Regions from separate parts of the Homo sapiens genome. Here region 1 is linked to region 2. A link is a loop called in an ENCODE intact Hi-C map of the cell type or tissue named here. Cell type or tissue: natural killer cell. All regions are shown on one strand. Each heading gives the region's core, and the rest is flanking DNA. Links, peaks and the distances in the headings are about the cores only.

Evidence for each region. Peaks named below come from ENCODE experiments on the same cell type or tissue, not always from the same donor. Only the 100,000 strongest peaks of a DNase experiment are listed, where the experiment ranks them.
Region 1: a loop joins it to region 2, with 2.9 times the contacts of the local background. A loop is called at or near these places in 19 of 110 quality-filtered maps.

Annotation. Positions count from the first base shown.
Region 1 is chr16:81,793,459-81,801,268 of GRCh38, reverse strand. The region is part of intron 2 of PLCG2 (phospholipase C gamma 2); the gene reads right to left. Among named protein-coding and RNA genes, the nearest start is that of PLCG2, 18 kb to the right of the region's middle. RefSeq lists enhancers at 2,225-2,834, 3,105-3,524, 3,575-3,624. In natural killer cell, for the core only: no CTCF peak of the experiment used is centred there; DNase peaks (open chromatin) are centred at 2,228, 2,818 and 3,568; H3K27ac peaks cover 4,330 bases.
Region 2 is chr16:81,869,733-81,877,542 of GRCh38, reverse strand. It overlaps PLCG2 (phospholipase C gamma 2), which reads right to left. Exons shown (of 33, transcript NM_002661.5): 7 at 6,608-6,691. Among named protein-coding and RNA genes, the nearest start is that of PLCG2, 94 kb to the right of the region's middle. In natural killer cell, for the core only: CTCF peaks have their summits at 3,275 and 3,478 (motif pointing right); a DNase peak (open chromatin) is centred at 3,492.

The DNA.
Region 1 (7,810 bases), core at 1,291-6,290, 76 kb after region 2:
ATGAGAACTTAACTATATTTTATTTCTTAAAAACAAAAAAGATCCAAAGCAAACATCACAACTCATCTAAGTTGGTTGCGGGGTTGGGGGTTATTTATTCTCAATCGCTACGCTACTGAATTCCCACATGCATAATAGCTTTACTCAAATTGATTATCTTGCAGCTCTGGAGACGAGCAAAAGTCATGAGTCTCATGGGGCTAAAATCAAGGCATCACTGGGACAAGCTTTCTCCAGACCCTCTAGGGGAGAATGAGTTCCTTTGCCTTTTCCAGCTTGCACAAGCCACCTGCATTCCTTGATTCATGGCCCCTTCCTCCATCTTCAGAGCCAGCTGGTGCCATCTTCCAGTCTCACTCTGACTCTGACCCTCCTGCCTCCCTCCTGCAAGGACCTTTGTGATTTCATCATATCCACCCAGATAATCCAGGATCATCTCCCCATCTCAAGATCTGTTCAATCTGCAAGGAGCATTTTGCCGTATAGAGTAATATATTCACAGGCTCCAGGGATTAAGACAAGGGCATCTTGGGAGCAGAGAGCGTTTATTCTGCCTATCATAGAGGGTTGGAAATAACAATAATAATAATAATAATAATAATAGCAATAGTATCACAATAGCGAAGATAGGGAATCAACCCAAATGCCCATCAACAATAGACTGGATAAAGAAAATATGGTACATATACACCATGGAATACTATGCAGCCATAAAACGGAACGAGATCGTGTCCTTCGCAGGGACATAGATGAAGCTGGAAGCCATCATCCTCAGCAAACTAACACGGGAACAGAAAACCAAACACTGCATGTTCTCAATCATAAGTGGGAGCTGATCAATGAGAACACATGGACACAGGGAGGAGAACAACACACACCAGGGCCTGTTGGGGAGCAGGGTAAGGATGGAGGAGAGCATCAGAATAAATAGCTAATACATGCAGGGCTTAATATCTAGGTGATGAGCTGATAGGTGCAGCAAGCCACGATGGCAAACGCTTACCTATGTATCCCACACATTCTGCACATGTATCCCAGAACTTACAATAAAAGTAAATTTAAACAATAATAATAGCAATAGTAGCTCTTATAGAGTGCTTGGGATATTTGCCAGGTACTATGATACCCAAAGTATGATACATAATTAACTCCCCTAATCCTCATGAGAGTCCAGTGTAATAGGTACCATTATTATCCTATTTTACAGATGAGTGCAATGAAAAGTTAAGTAACTTGTCCATGGCCACAAATGGGATAAGTGGCATAGCCAAGATCTGAACCCAGGCAGTCAGACCCTGGATCCCTTGCTCTTGAGTATGTGGGGTCTGTCATATTATTTTTTAAACCAACATCGACATTTAAAATAGTTAATAACAGGCTGGGCTCAGTGGTTCACACCTGTAATCCCAGCACTTTAGGAGGCCAAGGTGGGAGGATCACGAGGTCAGGAGATCGAGACCATCCTGGCTAACACGGTGAAACCCCATCTCCACTAAAAATACAAAAAAATTAGCCAAGTGTGGTGGCGGGCGCCTGTAGTCCCAGCTACTCGGGAGGTTGAGGCAGGAGAATGGTGTGAACCTGGGAGGCGGAGCTTGCAGTGAGCCAAGATGGTGCCATTGCACCTGGGCAATAGAGCGAGACTCTGTCTCAAAAAAAAAAAAAAAAAATTAATAACAGGCCAGGCTCAGTGGCTTGCACCTGTAATCCCAGCACTTTGGGAGGCCAAGATGGGAGGATCTCTTGAGGCCAGGAGTTCAAGGCTACAGTGACCTATGGTCACACCACTGCACACCAACCTGGGTGACAGAGCAAGACCCTGCCTCAAAAAATTAATTAATTCATTAACTAAAATAAATTAGTTAATAATACTAACATGGTCACAAAGTAGTACAAAATGAAAAAGGCAGATTACTAAAGTACATTACAAAAGGGTCGCATGTTGTGAAAATGTCTTGTGAATAAAGTTTTGTTGGACAAAAAGATTTGGAAGGTGGTACACCAGGTGTTAACACCATCTCTCTGGGTAGGGGGGTGGCGGGGGCTAAGGGGTTGTTTTTCTCACCCAGAAGTAGGTTAAAATGTGTCTACCAATGAACACATAGTACTTCTATAATGAGGGGGAAAAAGCAGTTGTTTTAATTAGGAGAAATATGCAAGGCCAGAGGGAAGCAGCTCAGAGCTGTCTAAACAGGAAACTGGCGTAACGTTCACTCTGCGCCACGCTGGGCTTGGGCCCTTCTTGCCTCCCCAGGGACACGGGCCCTCCTTCAGTCATGCTACTACCTGGTGTAGGGGCTTTTCCCACTGGTGGAGGCTGGTGGCAGGCCAGGGACATCCTGGAGTGGCTGGTAGTGCTGGGGAGAGAGACACCTGGCCGGTGAAATCCAGCCGAAGCAGGAGCAGAGAAGACGCAGTGGGATCCCTGAAGTCCTGAGGCCGGGGAGGCCAGCCCCTCCTCCACCTCTTCTGAGCTCTGCGGGGTCTCCTCTTCCTGCTGCACATGCTCTCACCATGCCTTGCCTAATTTTGCTAGTTTCCATTCTACAAATTAGTAAGTTCCCATTTCCTTCTTTCTCAAAACAGAATCCTTCACACACACAGATACTTCACCTCCCAAAACTCACGCCTACCCCTGGCCTCCAGCACAACTTGTATAGATGAAAGCAGCACCTTACAGCTTCTTCCCAACAGCCCTGTGACAGTGGAGTGGCCCCCAGGCTGTGATGTGGTATCATCACTGTTTCTATTTCCAGAACTTCACCTTCACCCTGTCGACGCTCCTTCTCCAAGCCCAGGCCTCCCCAGCCTCCCAGAAGCACTGGGCTGCTTTTATATCCAGGCTCAGGTCCAAGAGCACTTAACCCCAGAGGACCCCTAGCTGTGTGCTACAGAAGAGCAGGAGGAGGACACCCCCTACACATGCGAGCTATGTCTCAGCCTGTCCCATGTCCCCCACGCAAACACAAATGCAGGCACCTGCTGCCTGAGGAGACATATGGCAGCATGGCTGGGAGGCACCCTGTGTTAAGTACATACTGGACTTGTGACAATCACTTACAAACTGAATCCTCCCAGTGATCTGATGGGGTAAGCTCCACTATTACCCCATCTTATAGATAAGAAAACTGAGACTCAGGCCAGGCGCGGTGACTCACACCTGTAATCCCAACACTTTGGGAGGCCAATGCAGGCAGATCACTTGAGGTCAGAAGTTCAAGGCCAGCCTGGTCAACATGGTGGAACCCCATCTCTACTAAAAATACAAAAATTAGCCAGGTGAGGTGGAGGGTACCTGTAATCCCAGCTACTCAGGAGGCTGAGGCAGAATAATTGCTTGAACCCGGGAGGCAGAGGTTGCAGTGAACTGAAATTGTGCCGCTGCACTTCAGCCTGGGGACAGAGTGAGACTCCATCTCAAAAAAAAAAAAGACAAGAAAAAAGAAAACTGAGACTCAAAGAGGCCAAGTAGATTGCCTAAGGTCACACAGTCACTAAGTGCCAGGACCACGAGTGGAACCACGGTGTATGGTTAAAGAGGAAGTTGTCACAGAGGTGCCCTATCTCAACCCCAGATACTGCTGCCATGGTTAGGAAGAAACCGGAAGTCCGAGGCTGAAAGGGGCAGCCAGGGCCTTTTCCTGATTCATCTGTTAACCAGGTATCTGAGGAGCACCAGCCACAGGCCAGATATGGGCCAGGTGCTGGGAAGTCCCCCTTATGAACAGAACAGACAGGGTCCCTGGCCTCCCAGCACTCTTAGTCTGTGGGTCAGGACTACCGAAGGCCTGGCCCCAAGATCGGGCCTTGCATGAAAGCAGGAAAAGTCAACCCCAGGATTTCTGATTTCAACCCCAAACTGCACAGCACCTAAATCTCTCCCAAGACAAATCAAGACACATAATTTTGCGAGCCTGATATACAAAAACCCGCATTTATATCTAAGACAGACTAGGGGACAGGTAGTGGAGATAATTTTTTTTTTTTCAAAAATGATTCACCAAGGGACATCTTTAACTAGATCCCTCCCCCAACTCAGCACAATCCCTAAGACGTTGGACCTGCACTGACTTGTCAGGAACTCCAAATATACCTGCATTCCCAGAACTTGGTGCTATTTTGAGGGACAAATGCTGCCTCCCTCGTTTACCCACTACACTGTATTCCCTCTTACACCCTCAGGGCCCAGGCCAGAACCAACGCAGCTAGAAAATAACATGACACGTGGAAGAAAGCAACGCCTCTTAAATTCCGTTATGACAAACCACAACCCATCCATAGTATCAGTGGCTGAATGGGTAGGTCAATCCCTGTACTCACCCCGTTGCCCTCAGGCCCCTGTTACATGAGAGTGTATTTGTGTGTTAGGCCTGCCACTCATGAAATACCAAAAATTGGATGGCCGAAACAACAGAAGTTTGTCTCACAGTTCTGGAGACCAGAAGTCCAAAATCAAAGTGTTGGCGAGGCTGGTTCCTCCTGAGGGAGCACCCCTGGTGTTCCTTAGCTTGCAGATGCATGACTCAGATTTCTGTATCTGTCTTCACATGGCCTTCTCTCCCTGTGTCTCTCTCTCCTCTTCTCATAAGGAAACCAGTCATATTGGATTAGGGCCCACTCTATTCCATTATGATTTCATCTCAACTAATTACATCTGCAAAGACCCTCTTTCCAAATAAGATCACATTCTGAGTATGGGGATTAGGACCTTGACATATGAAATTGGTAAGGACAATTCAATCCGTAACAGGCACCCACCACTGCCCACAGCCCGGGAGCCAGACGATGTCCTCTTACAGGAGACCACCTCCAATCCACCCCTATGCCCAGGAAAGGCTGGCCGTGCCAAAGGATACTGATCTCCAAAGCAGCCTGCTCATGTGTGCTGGCTTTAAAAGGCATGGCCCATAGGAGGCCTCTCTCTCAGGGGTCCATCCTTGGGAGGTTGCAAAACCAAAGCTGTCACTGATGTGGCAGCAACAGAAAAAGCCAAGGTTTGGAGACAGTCTGTGCTGGGGAGGGGAGGGCCACATCTGTGAGAGAAACCCAAGAGGGCAGATGAGGCTGTCTAAGAGACATCACCATCAGCAGCTCTAGTTACAGACAGGAAAGTCCTCAGTGCCAGTGGCTCACCACTTCCCTTTCCATGCAGCCCAGCGATGAGACTGTTCATTCTCCTGGATTCCTACAAGACTCCCAAACCCTTACCATCAACCTGCTTATCAGCCTTCACTGGGGCACCTAGAGCTGCCTCTGTACCCTCCAAAATTAGGGGTTACAGAAAAGCCTGGAAGGATGCCCCCCAACTTAGGCCCTGTTCTTCTAGCATGCGGCTAGGGCATGTTTCCCAGCATCCCTTGCACTTGGTCACATGCCAAATTCTGTTCAATAGAAGGTGGGAGGGGGCCGGGCACAGTGGCCCATGCCTGTGATCCCAGCTCTTTGGGAGGCCAAAGCAGGAGGATCACTTGATCCGAGGAGTTCAAGGCTGCAGTGAGCTGTGATCACACCACTGTACTCCAGCCTGGGCAATAAGCAAGACCCCATCTCTTGGGGAGAAAAAAAAAAAGCAGGTGGGAGGAAACAGGTACATCCACTTCAGGTATGGCCCATAGAAACCTCCAACCTCCTGAGCCATCCTCTGCTCTTCCTCTTCCTCCATGCAGTGGTCACACAAAGGATCCTGCGGTAGCCTCCAACACCTTTGGAGATGATAGCACAGAGTCCCATTGTGATCAGACAGCAGAGTCCCACCCCCAATCCCACTGGATCATGATTTGAGTGAGTGAGAGATAAACTTACAGGAAGAAATAACTTGTTACTGCAATTAGGCTACCTTCACTAATAGGAAAGCTTTGTTGCTATGCCCTATGCCAGAATGCTCTCCCCACAGAGCTTCCCATGGCTCCCTCCTTCTCACCCTTCAAGTCTCAGCTCAAACATCACCTCTACAGAGAGGCCACCCTGAGGCCTTCCCCAGCTAGGCTAGTGCTCCTGACTAATGACTCCTTATTACAGTACCCTGTTCCTTTCCTTCCTAGCGTCTATCACGATCCAACATGATTGAATGTGTTAGTCTGACTTTTTCTGCTTTTCCTACAAGATTGTAAGATCCTCTAGAGATCTTCAGGGTCCTGTTCACTACTTTATCCCCAGTGACAAGCACATTGCCCAACACACATCAGGTCCTCTTTGAGTATTTGCTAAATCAACAAAGGAACAAATTCTAAGAACATTCTAAGGTTGTCATCCAGGATAGAAGACAACTCTTGAAAACAAGACAAGCAATTCCTCAGCTATTCAGCATAAGAGAAGGGCTATAGCACCATCAAGAATAAAAATGTCAACTCTACTTTTCACACTGGCATGCTCCAAAGTGGAGGACACATACTCCAGGGGGAGCAGGACAATCCATCGGGTGCAGGAAGGAAAATCCTCATATAAATGGAAAATGTAGTATTTATCCCATCCTTTCTACAATGCCATCTTGCCTTTATGCTGGATGATGATAATGATGACATCAACGACAGCAAGAGCAAAAAATACTTAAGCACATCCTCTGTGCCAGATACTATTGAAGGATTTTACATATATCACGTCATTTACTTATCACAAGAGTCTTATGGGGTGTGTTCTTCAACTATTCTCATTTTATAGATAAGGAAATGGAGGCCCAAAGAGGTGACATGAGAGACCCAAGGTCACACCCCTACCAAGTGCAGGACCAGGATTTGACAGCCCTTCTTTATACCATCACCGCATACCAGTAACTGAAAGGCAAATACATTTATGGACACTTCAGGCATTGGTTGCGTCTTATTTCTGATGAGACGCTTCATTGCAGGGGCTTGGGGACCACCCTCAGACAATGGATTTCTTCTTAGGAGATGCCAGCGAGAAAATAATTCATTTATTATTATTATTAATAGTAATTTCACATTTATTTCAAAAACATTTTGATAAAATAATAACTTTCAAAAATATTCATTTTTTCCATGAAAAGAAGTCCAAGAGTGGATTTCAGGATGAGCCAAAATACAGTAAACTCTCACTTCGGCACCCTTGTCCCCAACAGCCCTTTTCCAGGCTGTGTTTGTGGTCTTTTCCTAGCATCTCCCCACAAATCCGGCGCCTCTAGGATGAGCACTGAGTCTCCTTTCTCTTGGTACCTCCAGCACCTGGCAGAGCAAGTCCTCTGCACACGTAAGGAATTCATGTGTTTCTGTCCTGCTGTCACAAAGAAACTCTAAATGAAGCTGCCATTCTTTGGTCTCAGGCAGGGTGTTTATGACACACAGATCTGATACGTCTTTGAGATCATTTAGGAGAAGAAAACAACACAGAGCAGGAAGAAGACTTGAGACTGAAACTGGGAAGAACAAGTTCAAATTGTAGCTCTGCCCTTTCCTTAACTTGGGCATGTCATCTCATCTCCCCAAGACTCAATCTCTTTATGAATAAAGCAGGGATAGCTCCCCCTTCACTGGACCACTGCGGGGATTAAGGAGTTATCTTTGATGTGCCTTCACAGAGACTAGGACACAGTGAGCATTCATTAGAAGAGGCTCTCATCAACGGTATCACTATTATCATTATTAAGTGGGAACCCCAAGAACCTAATACCAAGGAAACAGACAGCTCATATGTTTGAGAATCCGTCACTCATGGGCAGCCACCACTTGCCACAAATAAGCAGACAGAGAAGATATGCCTAAGCAAAAGTGAAAATGTCAGGATAAAAAGCCTACACAGTTGAGATGGACGCATCCAGGCCCTCAAAAGGGCCCATCACCACAGCCGACCCTAAAAT
Region 2 (7,810 bases), core at 1,111-6,110:
TGTGGCCCTGCCAACACCTGGATTTTGGACTTTTAACCTCCAGTACAGTGAGGGAATAAACTTCTGTGTTTTGTTGTTTTGTTTGTTTGAGACGGAGTCTCGCTGTGTCGCCCAGGCTGGAGTGCAGTGGCGCAATCTCGGCTCACTGTAAGTTCCGCCTCCAGGTTCACGCCATTCTCCTGCCTCAGCCTCCCAAGTAGCTGGGACTACAGGCACCCGCCACTATGCCCAGCTAATTTTTTTTGTATTTTTAGTAGAGACAGGGTTTCACCGTGTCAGCCAGGATGGTCTCGATCTCCTGACCTCGCGATCCGCCCGCCTTGGCCTCCCAAAGTGCTGGGATTACAGGCGTGAGCCACCGTGCCCGACACTTCTGTTATTTTTAAGCCACGAGTTGCAGTACTTGCCACAGCGGCCCCAGGAAATGAACATGGGCTCCATGAGCTGGGGCAAGACGGTGACAGTCTCAGTCACTCCTCCTGCTGATCCCATCAGGTAGTAAAATAAGCCCCATTTCAGAAACAAGAAACAGGCCCAGGGAGGCAAGGACTTTTCTCCTAACAAGTCCAAGGGCCAGAATTTCAACCCAGGCCCACCTTGGTAAATCTCTAGCATCCCACACTACACGTACATATGTACACACAATAAATGAGATTCCAGCAATCACAGAATATTCTAGATGCTACGGGTGCACCGTGGAGGCAGCAGTTAATTTATGTTCGGCATTACCATGGAGGGTTATGTGGTCAGATTCTACCTAACCAAGGGACAGGGGTGGCACTGGGCCTTATGTCACTCTGGGCAACATCCCAGGACCTTCCCACCCCAGCAAAGGGCCAGTGAGGTCAGGAGAAACAGCTGTATTGTTAACCACTGTGCCTCTTGGGTCACGCACACATTTACTGGATGAGTGACTAAAATAATAGATAAACTAATTTCTTCTGGTAGCTAAAAGGCTACAGGGAAATGTCATCTCTGAGTCGGGCCCCAGGAGAAGTTACCAGCTGGACAAGAGAAGGGGCCATGCCAGAGGCGGGGGTCACAGAAGCAGGGGCCAGGGCACTAAGAAAGGGAGGGAAAGGAATGGAGTTTTCCCACGTGGCTGAAGGCACACGCCCTTTCACAACCGAAGCTGGTCTTACGCACTCAGTGGTACTTAGGCTGTAGAAACCATTTGGTTCTGGAAGGCCAAGGGTAAAATCTCATCAATAGAAAAGCTAGGCCAGGCACAGTGGCTCATGTCTATAATCCCAGCACTATGGGAGGCCAAGGCGGGTGGATCACTTGAGCCCAGGAGTTCAAGCCTAGCCTGGGTAACATGGTGAAACTGTCTCTACAAAAAATACAAAAATTAGCCTGCATGGTGGCACACGCCTGTGGTCCCAGGTACTCCGGAGGCTGAGGTGGGAGAATCATCTGAGCCAGGGAGTTCGAGGCTGCAGTGAGCCATGATTGTACCACTGCACCCCAGCCTCGGTGACAAAGTGAGACCCTGTCTCAAAAACAAAAAAAAAAAAAAAAAAAAAGAAAGAAAAAGAAAAGCTAACCAGAGATTCTATCTAACTTCTCCACTGTGGACTCTCCTCTTGCCAGCCACTGACAATAAGAATAAACTGCAAGATCTCTGAGCTCCTCCACAAACATCGTCACAGAACGCTCATCACTCACTTCCCCCATGCTCACACCCATGTAAAATCCGGCAGAATAATCCTTCAATGCCTTACTGGATCATAGGAACAACCAGAGATACGTTAGCAGCCTTCTCAATTTTCTTTTTGATTTTTTGCAAGTGCTTTCTATTTTTATGTAAGAATGCTGTAACCACAGGGGACTTCACAGGTTTGATCAGGAGGTAGCAGGGTAGCAGTCACGTAGCCAGGTATTAAATTACAGTATTGGCAGATGACCTGATACGCTGCTTGATGTCTGCTGCAAAGTGTGAGAAAAGGGACTTGGGTGAGGGCAGTGACAAGGTGATAATGGCTGAAGTCAGCTGATGATACATGGGGGTCTGTTACGCTATTCTCTCTACTTCTATATGCTTTACATTTTCTTTAATACAAAGGATTCAAAAATTAAGAAGTATTCCATGGCTATGCGTCAAAGTTGGGCAGAAAATCAAATCCTAGCTCTGCAGCTTACTACCCTGCAGTAAACAGGCCTTCAGCAAAGTAACCTCTCTGGACCTCAGTTTCTTAATCCCTAAAATGGCAATAACAACAGTAGCTCTTGCACAGGCCTCTAGGGGGGAATTAAATGTATACAAAACACATAGAGCAGGTTGGGCATGATGGCTCACACCTGTAATCCCAGCACCTTGGGAGGCCAAGGCGGGAGGATCACCTGAGGTCAGGAGTTCGAGACTAGCCTGGCCAACACGGTGAAACCCCGTTTCAATTAAAAATACAAAAATTAGCCAGGCGTGATGGTGCATGCCTGTAATCCCAGCTACTCAGAAGGCTGAGGCAGGAGAATCGCTTGAACCCGGAAGGAAGAGGTTGCAGTGAATCAAGATCGTGCCATTGCACTCCAGCCTGGGCAACAGAGAAAGACTCTGTCTCAAATAAAAAAAAAAAAAAAAAAAAAAAAAAAAACACATAGGATAGTGCCTAGCAAATAGTCCACCTGAGAAAATGTTGGCTATCATCTTTGTTAATGATACTGTTATTACAGCCTAGTTAGAGGTATATCCCCTCACCAGGGAGACACAAACGTGAGATTACATTTCTTATCCTCCTGCTGCTGCCAAACTTTTGGAAACTCTGAAGCTCGAGAGGTGGAACGTAGGCAGGTGGTTAGACACAAAGAGGAACTAGCAAGCTCACGATGGAAACCATTTGGCTGCTGATAAGCATGAACCCACTCCCTGGATTTAGTTCTGGGGATTATAAGTCACCATAAATAGCTCTGTCTCCTGCAGGAGCCTGAGAAATCCAGCTAGGCCCTCATTCCCCCCAAATCACAAAACAGGTACTTTTCTCTGCCCTGTGCTTCCAGCCAGGAACAGGAAGTAAACAATTTGCTAACAGGTTAGGGGATGGGCATTTACCTACACAACAGCAGTGAGGTTCTTAGAGCTGGCCAGAAGCCATCTACATAGCTTGGGACTTTGTTATTCAAATCTGTCACTAAATTAAATTTTTAAAATGCAGTGACCAAACTGGAGAGTTATACCCTCAAACAGTGGAGATGAGGGTTGCCAAAGCAAAACTTCTTTGGGGTCAGGTAAGCAACATAAATGAGCAGACAGAGCTGTATGGGGCTGGGTCAATACAGAGAAAGTGGACCGTTCCATGGCGAGATGTGACCCTATTTATAGCCAGATCTCGATTTTTTTCCTAAGGGAAGCCAAATATCTAGATTTTAATATATAATATAATCTCTCAAGTTTTAAATGTAGGCAATTAATTTTTAACATATTTAAACCATTAGATCAAGTACAACCAGGGGCAGGCTCAATGTGGCATTCTGGCCACCAGGGGTCAACCTTTGGTATCGGCAGAATCTTTGCCATACAAAGTTCCACACGGGGCAATCTAGGGCACCCCAGAGGGTTCTGACATTTTGTAAAACTCTGATTCCAATTTATGTTTCTCCCTCATAGACACAAACACACAGACTAGCCTTAATAAGAGCCATAATTAAAGTACAGGTTGAAATACCTCTCATGTGGAATGTTACCACAGTGGAAACCATCAATGAATGGGTTAATCTGGTAGCAGGTGAAACAGCTTTTGTGCAAATCTTCTTTTTTTAATTTTTAATATTATTTAATAATACAGACTAGGTCTCACTATGTTGCCCAGGCTAGTCTCAAACTCCTGAGCTCAAAGGATCCTCCTGCCTTGGCCTCCCAAAGTGGTGGGATTACAGGCGTGAGCTACTGCTCCCAGCCATGTGCAAATCTTATTTTCAAACTTTGCCTGACATCTGTCTGACAACACAGCATCTTGAAATTTCAAGGTAAACTATTATTAAAAAAAAAAAAACTGTTATTTGCAACTACTTATCTTGAGTAAATCGAGCTTTTCTCAATCCTGGTCAATTGCATAAGATGACAATCGTCACCATTCCAAATTTCATACGCACACTGTCATCATTATTCTATGACATGTTCTATGTTCAATGACACACGTCATTGTTCTCAAGGACTATTTTTAAAGTTACAGGTTTTAACCTTAAAAAGTATTCTGATAAGCTTTTATGAATCATGGTTTTTGTTGTGGTTGTTACAGTTTCCTGTCTAAAGGAGAGGGGATTAAAGAGTATTAAAAGTTTTATAACCATTGATCTCATTTAATACCTTCATTTTATAGAAAAGGCTAAGTGAGAGGACAGAGATGGCTTCCCCCAACATTACTTGGTCAGTTAGAGGTCAAGTGGGTCTAGAATCCAGTTCTCCCAACTCCCAAGCCTGCAATCTTTCTATTTCATTTGGCAAACAAATAACTAATTATTATATATGAGAAAAAATGAACACATTGCAATTCAATGATCCACTCTAAGAAATATGTTTTCCCCAAATCTGGGCAGATAGGAAATGGCCCTCCCATTTCTCTAACTCAGATACATCCAAAGTCCCACGGCCAGTGGTCACCCATCAGGTGGCCTCACTGTGTGGCCAGCCCACAGCTCTGCATGCAGAAAGCAATTAATGACTGTCTTCTAGGAACATTCATGCTCATCACTTAAAAATGCCTGTCTTCACAACTCCCAACCTCCCATTGCACAGAGGAGAAGACTGAGGCTAGGAGCAGTCAGTGGTTCATCCAAGATCATGCAGCTAACTGCAGAAACCACAGCCACCTGACTCCAAGTTCCAGGTACTCCCCAAGCCCTCACACCTTTCTCTGGGAACTCTTTTGCAGTCTGCAAAGCCCTTTCCTGACAGCAACAACAGCAGCCCCTACTTATTGAATGTGTGCCACCTACCAGGTACTGTGCTAGGTGCATCGCACAGAATAGTCTCAATTTTAAAACTTTATGCTCTATGGAACTTTTTATTGCAAAGGTAACATGTTACTTGGAACATATCACAGAAAATGAGCTGTGCAAAGAAAAGGTAACTATCCTTCCTGCCTATCTTCCCAACCCCTTCCAGCACACACACACAAAATCAACATTAAATGTGAGGTGCTTTCTTCCATACTCTCCCCTTGCTCATAAAAAGGAGCAAAAGGAGGATTATTGCATTCTCTGTTTTTGTGTTTGTTTTGAGATGGAGTCTCACTCTGTTGCCCAGGCTGGAGTGCAGTAGTGCAATCTCGGCTCACTGCAACCTCCGCCTCCCAGGTTCAAGTGATTCTCCTGCCTTACCCTCCCAAGTAGCTGGGATTACGGGTGCACACCACCATGCCTGGCTAATTTTTGTATTTTTAGTAGAGATGGGGTTTTGCCATGTTGACCAGGCTCATCTCAAACTCCTGACCTCAAATGATCCACCCGCCTGGGCTCCCAAAGTGCTGGGGTTACAGGCGTCAACCACTGCACCTGGCCTGTATTCTATGATTTTTAACAAAATAGCAGACCTGACTCCTGATGTAAATCTGCTGCTGGCTTTCATCACAAAATGTCACAAATATCATCTCAGATTAATGGAAAGAGAACTGACACATGCTTCTTAATCAGCTGCATAATGTCACATAATATGGATAGACCATAATTTACCCAGCAATTCCTCCATTGAGACATTCAGATGGTGCCCAGGTACTTTGCCAGCATAAGTAATGCTGCAATAAACAATCCGATAATATATTCTCAGGCCCCGATGTTTTCCCTTTCATAAAACAGAGTCCCCAGGATGCCACTGTCAGATCAAAACATACACCCTCTTAATTTTTAAATAGTCTATTATTTTAATCAAAAAATATGCCCTCATAAAAAATATGAATAAAAGTATATAAAGGGCTGGGCACAGTGGCTCACACCTGTAATCCCAGCACTTTAGGAAGTGGAGGCGGGCCGATCAGTTGAGGTTAGAAGTTCGAGACCTGCCCACCCAATGCGGCAAAACCCCATCTCTACTAAAAATACAAAATTAGCTGGGCGTGGTGGCGCACGTCTGCAATCCCAGCTACTGGGGAGGCTAAGGCACAAGAATCGCTTGAACCCGGGAGGCAAAGGTTGCAGTGAACCAAGATCACACCACTGCACTCCAGCCTGGGCAACAGAGTGAGACTCTATCTCAAAACAAACAAACAAACGTGTAAAAAGAAGAAACATATATATAATTCCTCAATCTGGAGATGGCTATTAATAATAACAGCCATTTGCTAAATTTCCTTTCAGAATGAAATAATGCAGTAGAGTGAGTTGCACTTTTTTAACAGACTCAGATCAAATTCCAATCAAACTTATGGCCATTCGCATTTCCACCAGGAAGGCATATGAACACCATTTCTCTACATTTTGCCCACAGCTCTGTCATGGTTAAAGAATTTTGCCAATCTAATGGATGAAAATGGTATGCTTTCATCATTCTCATTTATGTTTCCTTGACTAAAATGGAGATTCAACACTTCTTGTGGGTTTCTTAGGAACATGCCAGACTTGGAAATACATGGAAAACAGAAACATCACTTGATCACTTGCTCAAGAATCATCTTACCGATTTTTGCTGTTCAAACATAAGTTTTTTATAGAAGAGATGGAACTGTTCAAAGCTGAGCTCATCTTTGTGTGCTCCTATTTCCTGTAAATATGAAAAAAGTGACCACATGATTTTTGATGTCCACCGTAAGAATGGCTCCATGCTATTTATAGAATAATTTTTGTTTCAGAAATGGCATGCTATTTTATTGGCATGCTGAAGAGACAGCTATGACCACATTGTTTCAGTGTCATGGCTTTTGAAAGGAAAAAGTCATGCTATTTAACATGGCTTTTCTACAACATTGGCTAAAATCAAATTCATATTCCTCTGAATCAAAACCCTCCACACGTTCCCTAATCCCCCTGTCTGGGAAAACATACTCACAGAGACACCTACCAAGTAAGACCCTCCTTTGAGCCCCAAAAGGGAAGAGTCTCAGCCAGGTTTCCAAGAGACATGATGCGTAACTCCTCCTTTTTTGGGCAGAAAACACTCTCTTTGGACTTCCAACTTCAGACATATTTGTAGAGTACGTACATATAGGTCATTTTGTAAAGCATTGGGAGTCAGACAGAACTCAGCTCCAATTAATTGCTTTATGGCTTTGGGCAATTTCCTTGACCCTTTCAAACCCTCAGTTTTCTTTACCTGTAAAATGGGAGAACCACTACTATGCTCCTAGGGCTTCCCTGAAAGTGAACAACATACCTGCAAAACACCTGGTTCAGTAAATACTTGATAAAGAATTAAATGGCAACTGTGTAGCAATCAATGGTAAATGCTTCTCCCATCTCTCTCCTCTTCTGACCTACCCTTTTCTCTTTTTCTATTATTGGATTAATGTGGAATATTGGGGGCAGGTCAAAGGATGCTTGATAAGCAATAAAATGGGATAATTTTTCCAGGAGCTCATTAATACAAAAATGAAATGAGCTTTTTGCACTGAGGAACCTTGTAATGGAGCTGATATTGAAAATGGGCATTGGAGTCCTCCAACTGGGGCTGTTTGGATGCAGGGTTGCTCATTTCCTAAGAAGAATGAGTATTTCCCTGTAAGCAAAAATCGGTGCCCATTGTCTCCATCCTTGCCTCACCTGCTCTACTATATCCCATCACTCATGGAGTGGCTTTACTGCCCAGACCCACCAATAACTTGATTACACAACAAAATAAATTTAATGATGTATGGAAGGATGGATGGTTGGAGAAACAGAAGAA